Linked DNA regions of Homo sapiens: region 2 is linked to region 1. A link is a loop called in an ENCODE intact Hi-C map of the cell type or tissue named here. Cell type or tissue: mammary epithelial cell. All regions are shown on one strand. Links, peaks and the distances in the headings refer to the core of each region. The heading gives the core; the rest is flanking DNA.

The links. Hi-C counts contacts between places; a loop is a spot of excess contacts. Peaks named below come from ENCODE experiments on the same cell type or tissue, not always from the same donor. Only the 100,000 strongest peaks of a DNase experiment are listed, where the experiment ranks them.
Region 2: it touches region 1 in a loop (16-fold over the local background); 3 of 110 quality-filtered maps call a loop at or near these places.

What each region holds. Positions count from the first base shown.
Region 1 is chr15:50,894,351-50,899,732 of GRCh38, forward strand. No RefSeq gene overlaps it. Among named protein-coding and RNA genes, the nearest start is that of AP4E1, 12 kb to the right of the region's middle. In mammary epithelial cell, for the core only: no CTCF peak of the experiment used is centred there; no DNase peak of the experiment used is centred there.
Region 2 is chr15:50,161,080-50,166,461 of GRCh38, forward strand. It overlaps a transcript of ATP8B4 not described here. Among named protein-coding and RNA genes, the nearest start is that of SLC27A2, 18 kb to the right of the region's middle. In mammary epithelial cell, for the core only: no CTCF peak of the experiment used is centred there; DNase peaks (open chromatin) are centred at 2,112 and 3,142; H3K27ac peaks cover 178 bases.

The DNA.
Region 1 (5,382 bases), core at 71-5,070:
GATGCACAGAAGTCAAGAATTGAAGTTTGGGAACCTCCGCCTAGATTTCAGAGGATGTATGGAAACACCTGGATGTCCAGGCAGAAGTCTGCTGCATAGCCCCAAGCCTTGGCAGCTTCCACGTGGTTTTGAGCCTGCAGATGCACAGAACTGCATCTGCACAAACTTCAAGAATTGAAGTTTGGGAACCTCTGTCTAGATTTCAGAGGATATATGGAAACACCTGGATGTCCAGGCAGAAGTTTGCTGCAGAGGCAGGGCTCTCATAGAGAACTGCTAGTGCAGTGGAGACGGGAAATGTGGGATTGGAGGCCCCACACAGAGTCCCTACTGGGCCACTGCCTAGTTGAGCTGTGAGAAGAGGGCCACCATCTTCCAGACCCCAGAATGGTAGATCCACCTACAGCTTGTACCGTGCACCTGGAAAATTCACAGACACTCAATGCCAGTCCATGAAGGCAGCTAGGAGGTGGGCTATACTCTGCAAAGCCACAGGGGCAAAGCTGCCCAAGACCATGGGAACCCACCTCTTGCATCAGTGTGACCTGGATACATGGAGTCAAAGAGAGAATGAGTTTGAAGGAAAATGAAGAGACCCGAGAATGGGAGTATTCTGGAAAGCACAAGTAGTTCAGTATTTCTAGAGGCTCAAATAGGAGGGTGGTGGAGGGAGAGGAGAAAGGGGAGGCACCTAAGCTTGTTAATGGCTACCTCTGTGGTTCTGCTGATAAGATTGGATTTTGTTAGGCCGGGCGCAGTGGCTCACGCCTGTAATCCCAGCACTTTGGGAGGCCGAGGCGGGCGGATCACGAGGTCAGGAGATTGAGACCATCCTGGCTAACACGGTGAAACCCTGTCTCTACAAAAAAATACAAAAAATTAGCCGGGTGTGGTGGCAGGCGCCTGTAGTCCCAGCTACTCAGGAGGCTGAGGCAGGAGAACGGCATGAACCTGGGAGGCAGAGCTTGCAGTGAGCTGAGATTGTGCCACTGCACTCCAGCCTAGGCGACAGAGCAAGACTCTATCAAAAAAAAAAAAAAAAAGATTGGATTTTGTTCTGTAAGTGATGGGAGGCCTTTGAAGATTCTTGCTGAAGGGACCCACTAATCAGGTGTCCTACTAGCACCTCTCTCCTCATAATTCTTCCTCTGGTTCTATTTTAATCTCTGGCACTCCTAGCTCCCCACAGGTCCTGTGTCTGAGGCAAATCCATATATCATCTACTGTGACTGAGGAAGTAGTAACTAGAGCCTAATGGGCCTCTGAATTCCTTCTTTCCATCCCTCCTAAAGCAGTTTTAATTTTTCTTATGATTATGAAAGTAATATATTATCATTTCTAAAACTTCAATAAATACAGAAAAATATAAAGAAAAAATACACAGTAACCATAATTCTATTATCTGAGGCAACCATCTTTAAGGTTTGGGTATTCATGCTTCCAGTTATTTTTCGATGCACATTCTCCCTTCTAACAAATGTATAAATGCTTATTAATTGCCAGCCATTGTGCCAGGCACTGCATAAACAGCAGTGAACACCTGATCCCTGCCCTCAAAGAGCATTCAGCCTAGTGAGGGAGAAACACATTAAATAAATAAGGCAAATACTTTTATATTTACAAATTGTGATGTGTGACATTGACATATATTTGTGGCAAAGATGAGCTCAAACCATACATATATTATACTGTTTTATAACCTGTTTTCTTCACTTACATCGATGTATCATGAATATCTTTCCATGGAAATAAATACAGACTCTGTTAGAACTGAGAGTAAGAAGATGAATATGGAAAACATGTTCCTGCCTTCATCTTCATATCCCCAAGTGTCAGCTCTAATAGGGAAGAGAGACATATAAACCGGTAATTTCAACTCAGTTTTAGTAGAGGTTGTAAAAGGTACAAACATAAGGTATGATAGAGGAAATAAGGTCTGAGTTCTGTTTTAAAGGATAAATAGGAATTTTTCAGTTAAACAAAGAGTGAAAGAATATTCCAGGCAGTCAGCAGGTACAAAAACATGAGGAGTTAAACAGCACGGCACACTCAGGGAATTCAGGCAGCTCAATATCACTAAAATAAAAAATTCTGACATAAGACTAGTATGAGGCCAGGTGTGGTGGCTCACACCTGTAATCCCAGCACTTTGAGAGGCCTAGGTGGGCAGATCACCTGAGGTCAGGAGTTTGAGACCAGCCTGGCCAACATAGTGAAACCCTATCTCTACTAAAAATACAAAAATTAGCTGGTGTGGTGGCACACGCCTGTAGTCCCAGCTACTCGGGAAGCTGAGGCAGGAGAACTGCCCGAACCCAAAAGGCAGAGGTTGCAGTGAGCCGAGATCGCGCCACTGCACTCCAGCCTGGGTGGCAGGGCGAGACTCTGTCTTAAAAAAAAAAAAAAAAAGGCCAGGGTGCAATGGCTCATGCCTGTAATCCCAGCACTTTGGGAGTCCAAGATGGGCAGATCACCTGAGGTCAGGAGTTCAAGACCAGCATGGCCAACATGGTGAAACCCCATCTTTACTAAACATACAAAAAATTAGCTGGGCGCGGTGGCCGGTGCCTGTAATCCCAGCTACTTGGGAGGCTGAGGCAGGAGAATCGCTTGAACCCAGCAGGAGGAGGTTGCAGTGAGCTGAGGTTGTGCCATTGCACTCCAGCCTGGGGCAACAAGAGCACAGCTCCATCTCAAAAAAAAAAAAAAAAAAAAAAAGAATAGTATGAGAAGAGGGTAGAGAGGCAGGCAATGGAAGAGTTATAAATATCTACAGATGCCCAGGTAAAGAGCTTCCATTTTTCCCACCAAACTATTTTGAACTAGGAATAGTAAAAGATTTCTGAGTTAGAAATCAGATGGCTGGCTGAAAAGAGGAGAGGACAGTGATGGCGATGACAAATTAGATTGTTATAATGATTCAGGAGAGAGATGAGGTACTAAAGTAAGATGTTTGCAGGGGAAATGAAGCAATGGGGGACGTTATTGGGGGTAAACTAAGGCAACATCGAGAGTGAAAAATCGGAACTATTGATGAGAGTTGTCAAGGTCTTTGCTGGAAAAACCTTGCCAAATGTCAAACCCAAACAGCCTGGGGATAAACAATGCTAAATGCAGTTCAGTAGTTGAGGGGGTTGAAAATAGGATGAGAGCCTAGGAGAGAGTATAGAAGGGGAGAACTGGGGCCATTGGATAAGTGTGTGTGTATCCTAGAACTTTCCTTTCAGGCGATTCCCAGGTGCACTGCTGGAGCAGGGATGATAACTCTTGGGGTAAGTGAGCATGAACAACTGTTGTCTGTTTGCAATACTCTAATCAACAGGTGGGCAGAGATTTTCAGTAAAATGTTATAAAAAGGAATGATTCTCCAGAGATATATTCTAAAAATAAGTGGGCTGAATTCTCTGTGGGCATGGGATGGCATAAATGACTTTCAAAATGAAAGCTATTGTTTCTGCAGAAAATATTGCTGAAGAAATGGATCATGGTGGTTGCTTCTAAGGAGGAAAGTAGGAGGGTGGGGAAAGGAAAAGAGGAATACTTTTCTTAGTGTAAGCTTTTGTACATGTTGAATTTGGAATAAAGTGAATGTAATGTTTATGCAAAATAAATAAAAGTTTTCTAAATGAAAGCTGAGGAAACACATGGAAGAAAAACATGTCTTACCTTTTCCTGTACCTCTATATATTTCCAAGTGAGACAGAAAGAAAGCTTTCTGTCTGTGTATTTCCAATTGAGACAGAAAGAAAATAAAACAAGTGAGACAGGAAAAAAACTTGTGGAGTGGCTGGTGATAGTCTTATGGAGAATATACTAGTTTGCCCCCCTGCTGTCCTTGGACCACTGCACCTTCTTAAAGTGTACGGAGTCACTTTTCTGTCCTTTTTTTTTTTTCTTTTTGAGACGGAGTTTTGCTCTTGTTGCCCAGGCTGGAGGGCAATGGCGTGATCTCGGCTAACCTCAACCTGGGCCTCCAGGGTTCAAGCAATTCTCCTGCCTCAGCCTCCTGAGTAGCTGGGATTATAGGCATGCGCCACCACCCTGGCTAATTTTGTATTTTTAGTAGAGACGGGGTTTCTCCATGTTGGTCAGTTTGGTCTTGAACTCCCGACCTCAGGTGATCTGCCCGCCTCGACCTCCCGAAGTGCTGGGATTACAGGTGTGAGCCACTGCGCCTGGCCCTGTCCTATTTTCTTTCTTTTTTTTTTTTTGAGATGGAGTCTTACTCTGTCACCCAGGCTGGAGTTCAGTGGTGCTATTTGGGCTCACTGCAACCTCCACGTCCCAGGTTCAAGTGATTCTCCTGCCTCAGTCTCCTGAGTAGCTGAGAATTACAGGGGCGCACCTCCACACCTAGCTCATTTTTTGTATTTTTAATAAAGATGGGGTTTCGCCACATTGGCCAGGCTGGTCTCAAACTCCCGACCTCAAGTGATCTGCCTGCCTCGGCCTCCCAAAGTGCTGGGATTACAGGCGTGAGCCACTGCATCTGGCCCCCTATTTTCAGTTCAATGAGAGCCACTTTTCTCCTTGACTGGAAGAAGAAAGAGGAATTTCAGTTCAAGAGGGTTTAACAGGTTCTATCTTTGTGACAGTAAATCATTCCAAGTGAAATTACCTAGGACAGAGGTGGTGATAAGAAAAGGAGGAAGAAGAGTCCATATTTACAGAAAAAGTGGACAGTCTAAAATTATAAGCTTAAAATGGAAAATTCATATCCTCTTTATTTTGGGGCAGGACTAGGAGCCAGAGTCTCAGAACAGGAAGCCACAAGTAACCTCTTTACTATCAACACCATGAAAGTATGGGGGGAATGCTCTGGGTTTGAATTCTAGATGTAGGGCTACAATTTCATTTCCACCCGTATGGTTGTATGACTTGAGATTAGTTGGCTTCCACAATCTAAGTCTTAGCATCCTTTTCTACAAAAGGAGACAATTGGATGTGTGGATGGCCTTCAACTTTTCTTCCAGCTCTCACATTCTGTCATTATAAATCTTAGCAAGTCTTATTGTACGATCAGCTTTTCTCTCCAGGCATTTAACTTCTGGACATTTGACATTTGTTTCCTTGCTCTATTTTCAATTTTTAGCTTTGAGAAGTGGAAGCTAGAGAAGGAATGGTAGGAATTAATGGGAGTCAACAATTTTTGTGCCTGGGTCACAAAATAGGAGGCTCTGGGAGTTGTTCCAGAAAATTCTCTGTCATAATCTGGTCAGTCATAGATTGTCCAGATTGAGAAAAAAACTTTGTCTTTTTCTCAAATTTCTCTCTTTCCCAAGAACTATTCTGTCCTTTTCTCTTGCAACCATTCACCTTATCTCTGGACTCTGGCTGTTCACTGTCCTAGACTAACATACCAATTGATGTGATTGAATGAGA
Region 2 (5,382 bases), core at 95-5,094, 730 kb before region 1:
TGTTATATCCTCTTTCTGAATTGATCCCTTTATCTTTATATAGTGACCTTCTTTGTCTCTTCCAGTTTTTGTCCTGAAATCTATTTTGTCCAATATAAGTATAGTTACTCCTCCTCTTTTTGGTTTCCATTGGCATGGAGTATCTTTTTCTATCCCTTTATTTTCTATGTATTGTGTCTTTATAAGTGAAGTGTGTTTCTTGTAAGCAATAGATCATTGGGTCTTGCTTTTTTATCCATTCAGCCACTGTATGTCTTTTCATTGGAGAGTTTAGTCCATTTATATTCAATGTTATTATTAATAGGTAAGGATTTACTTCTTCCATTTTGTTGTTTTCTGGTTGTTTTGTGATCTTCTCTTCTTCCTTCCTTCTTGTCTTCCTTTTAGTGAAGGTGATTTTCTCTAACTGTATATTTTATCTCTTACTTTTTATTTTTATGTATCTGTTGTAAGTTTTTTTATTTGAAGTTACCATGAGGCTTGTAAATAATATGTCATAAGCCATTAGTTTAAACTGCTAACAACACAGATTGCATAAACAAACAAGCAAAGAGAAAATTAATAAAAACTCTCCACTTTAACTATATCCCCCACTTTTTACCTTTTTGTTTTTTCTATTTATATCTTATTGTGCTATGTTTTGAAATCTTCTTGTAGTTACTATCTTTGATAGGTTCATCTTTCAGTATTTTTATGCAAGATATGAGTTTTCACACCACAATTATAGTGTTGTAATATTCTGTGTTTTTCTCTGTACCTACTATTATCAGTGAGTTTTGTACCGTCAGATGATTTCTTAATCATTTTTTAATCTCATTAATGTTCTTTTCTTTCAGATTGAAGAACTCCTTTTAGCATTTCTTGGAGGACAGGTCTTGGGTTGATGAAGTCTCTCAGCATTAGTTTGTCTTGAAGTCTTTCTTTTTTATGCTTGAAGGATATTTTCACTGGATATACTATTCTAGGATAAAAATTTTTTTTACCTTCAGCACTTTAAATATGTCATGCCACTTTCTCCTGGCCTATAAAGTTTCCACTGAAAAGTCTGCTACCAGATGTATTGGAGCTTTCTTGTATGTTACTTTTCTTGTATGCTTCTTTTCTCTTGCTGCTTTTAGGATCCTTTCTTTATCCTTGACCTTTGAAGTCTGATTATTACATGCCTTGAGGTAGTCTTCTCTGAGTTAAATCTGCTTGGTGTTCTATAACCTTCTTATACTTTATTAATATCTTTATTTATATATATACTTTATTAATATCTACTTATACTTTATTAATATATTTCCCCAAATACGGAAATTTTTCTGTTATTTCTCCCTTGAATAAACATTCCAGTACAATCTCTCTATCTCCTCTTTGAGACCAATGACTCTTAGATTTGCCCTTTTGAGGCTATTTTCTATATCTTATAGGCAAGTTTTATTCTTTTTTGTTTTTTTCTTTTTTAGATGGAGTCTCGCTCTGTCGCCCAGGCTGGAGTGCAGTGGCGCGATCTCAGCTCACTGCAAGCTCCGCCTCCCAGGTTCACGCCATTCTCCTGCCTCAGCCTCCCAAGTAGCTGGGACTACAGGCGCCCGCCACCACGCCCGGCTAATTTTTTGTATTTTTAGTAGAGGCGGGGTTTCACTGTGTTAGCCAGGATGGTCTCGATCTCCTGACCTCATGATCCACCCGCCTCTGCTTCCCAAAGTGCTGGAATTACAGGCGTGAGCCACCGCGCCCGGCCTCTTTTTTGTTTTTTTTCTTGTTTCCTCTGTGTATTTTCAAATTGCCTGCCTTCAAGCTAACTAATTCTTTATTCTGCTTGATCAAGTCTGCTGTTAAGAGACTCTGATGTATTCTTCAGTATGTCAATTGCATTTTTCAGATTCAAAATTTCTGCTTCTTTTTAATCATTTCAATCTCTTTGTTAAAATTTATCTGATAGGATTCTGAATTCCTTCCCTGTGTTATCTTGAATTCCATTAAGGTTTCTCAAAACAGTTATTTTGTCTTTTCTGTCTGAAAGGTCACATATCTCCATCTCTCCAGGGTCGGTCACTAGTGCCTTATTAAGTTCATTTGATGTGGTCATTTTTCTGGATGTTTCAGATGCTTGTGGAGTTTGTCAGTGACTAGGCATTGAAGAGTTAGGTATTTATTGTAGTCTTCATGGCCTGGATTTGTTTGTACCTGTCCTTCTTGGGAAGGCTTTCCAAGTATTCCAAGGCACTTGGGTATTGTGATCTAAGTCTTTGGTAACTGCAGCTATATCTGCATTGGGGGCACCCCAAGCCCAGTAACGTTGTGACTCTTGCAGACTCATACAGATACTGCCTTGGTGGTCTTGGTAAGATTTAGGAGATCCCCTAGATTACCAGGCAGATACACTTGTTCTATTTCTTTACTTTTCCCCAAACAAATGGAGTTTGTCTCACTCAGCTGAGTTGCCTGTAGCTGAGTGAAAGGTGACACAAGCACCCCAGTGGCCACCACCACAGAGACTGAACTGGGTTGGTCCCAAAGCCAGCACAGCACTGGGTGTCACCCAAGGCCTATGGTGACAACTGCCTGGCTATTGCTTATGTTTACTGAAGGCTGAAGGGCTCTACAATCAGCAGATGGTGAATCCAGCCTTGCTTGTATCTTTCCTTTCAGGGCTACAAGATCCCCCTAGCCCTCAGTGGGTCAAGATGCTGTTCAGGAACCAGGACCTAAAGTCAGGAACCTTAGAAATCTACTTGGTACTCTATTCTACCATGGTTGAGCTGGCACCCAAGCTGCAAGACAAAGTCCTTCCCCTTCTTCCTTCCCCTTTTCTTAAGCAGAAGAGTCTCTCCCCATGGCCACCACTGTCTCAGGCTCATGGAAAGTACTGCCTGGCTACTTCCAGTGTTCTCTCAAGGTCCAAGGGCTCCTCAGTCAGCTTGTGGTGAATGCTGCCAGGCCTGAGTCTCTCTTCTGGGCAGTGGGCTCCCCTGTGGCCCAGGGCAGGTCCAAGAATGTTGTTCAGGAGCCAATGCCTGGAGTCAGGGACCCCAGGAGCCTGCTTGGCGCTCTATCCCCACTGTGGCTGAGCTGGTACTCAAGCTACAAGACAAAGCTCCCTTTACTCATCACATTTTTTCCCTCAAACAGAATGAGTCTCTCTCTGTAGCCACCACAGGGGAATGTGTTGGGTTACACCTGAAGCCAACATATTTCTGAGTCTCACCCAAGGCCCACAGCAAATACCGTCTGGCTACCACTGCTGTTTATTCAGGGACCTAGGGCTCTTTAGTCTCAGGTGATGAATCCTGCCAAGATGAGATTTTTCCCTTCAAGGTATCAATTCTCTTCTGGCCCAGAGCATGTCTAGAAGTGTCATCTGGGAGCTAGGGCCTAGAATGGGGACCTCAGGTCCCTGCCTGTGTCTTATTTCACTGTGGCTGAGCTGGTAAGATGAAGTCTTCTTTACTCTCCCCTCTTCTCTCCTCAAACAATCTCTCTACTGTACTGCCTGGGGTTGAGGGAGGGATGAAGCAAGTACTCCCTTGGCTGCTCCAGCTGGTGTCTCACCAGGTCATGTGTACCCAAAGTCCACTGGCTCTAAGCCCAGGACAGTACCAGGACTTGTCCAGGAATTGCAGTCCCTGTGGTCTAGATGACCTTTCAAGTTTATTTAGGACTCTACATCACTTTAGCCCATGGTGACGGGCTTCCAGAACTCAGACTCTGACCATTGAGATGGGAGATTCACCTCTGGCTATGGCTGGTCTTAACACTCTCTTCATGGGCAGCAGCTGAATTCTGTCAAATGTTGCTTTCCATTGTGAAAGGACAGTCCTGAGTTCCAATGCAAAGTCCTACAATCACTGTGCTCTCCTCCCAAGCACATAGACTCTTTCTCCATGCCATAAGGCTTCTGCCAGGGTATTTGGGAAGGGTTGTGTAGGCAATTCAAGAGTTTCAAGAGTGTCTTTCCTACCCTCTTCAATACCTCTTTCCTTTTTTTTTCTTTTTTTTTGGGGAGATGGAGTCTCGCTCTGTTACCCATGCTGAAGTCCAGCGGAACGATCTTGGCTTACTGAAACCTCTGTCTCCCAGGTTCAAGCAATTCTCCTGCCTCAGCCTCTCAAGTAGCTGGGATTACAGGTACCCACCACCACAGCCCCCAGCTAATTTTTGTATTTTTAGTAGAGATGGGGTTTTACCCTGTTGGCTAGGCTGGTCTCGAACTCTTGACCTCCAGTGATCTGCCCGCCTCAGCCTCCCAAAGTGCTGGGATTATAGGCATGAGCCACCACGACCAGCCCCTCTTCCGTTAATATGATGTTAAAACACAGTGAGGTACTGTGTTCACTCACCTGGTTTTTTTGTTTTTCTTATGAACATGTTTCTTTTGTGTGGATAGCTGCTCAATTTGGTGTTCCTGGTGGGGGATGGTGGGGGCAATCACTGGAGGCTTCTCTTTGGTCATCTTGCTCTATCTCCTCCCCCTAAATAAAAAAGTTTTTAAAGGATCTAGTTGAAAAAGTCAACAACATGTGTGAGAAGATGAGGAAACATCAACAGAGATGAAATGGTAAAAATAAAAAGGGGGGTCATATGGAAATTCTGGAAGTAAAGAAGCACAATATCATAAATGAAGAATTACTTAGAGTTAGTTATCAAAGCTGAGGTGGAAATCTCAGTCAATTGAATGTAGGTTTAAAATTATCAAAATTGAAACACAGAAAGAAAAAAGCAAATAAAAAATGTTCATGTAAAAACTGTTGAGCAATATCAAATGACTCAACACAAACTGGAGTCAAAGAGAGAGAAGAGAGATAACAGAACAGATAAAAAATTTGAAAAGATAATGACCCCAAATTTTTCCAAAGATATAAAAGATATCAAACCATAGATCTGAAAGCTCAGAGAATCCCAGAGAACACACACACACACACACACACACACACACACACACACCTCATCTAACTGCTGAAAATTAGATAAAGGGAAAATCTTGAAAACAATCAGGAATAAAGAACAAATATAAGAATTACAGCAGTCTGAAACTCTGTAAGTCACAAGACAATAGAGTGATATCTTGAAAGTACCAAAGAATAAAACCTATCATAGAATTCTATACTCAGTGAAAATACTATTCAAAAATGAAAGATAAAGACTTTATCAGAAAACAAAGATGAAAAAATTAATTGCCAGCAGATCTCCAGTACAAGAAATGTTAGGGGAAATTCCTCCAGCAGGAGGAAAATGTCATCAGACAAAAATTTGAATCTCCATAAATTCTTCAAGATATAATCTTGCCACACAAGTAAGCACTAAATTACATCATAATTCATTAGCAATAGAAAGTAGCTATTCATGACTGCTGTATGTAGTCATCAGAGAGAATAATATCTTAACAAAGCAGGAAAT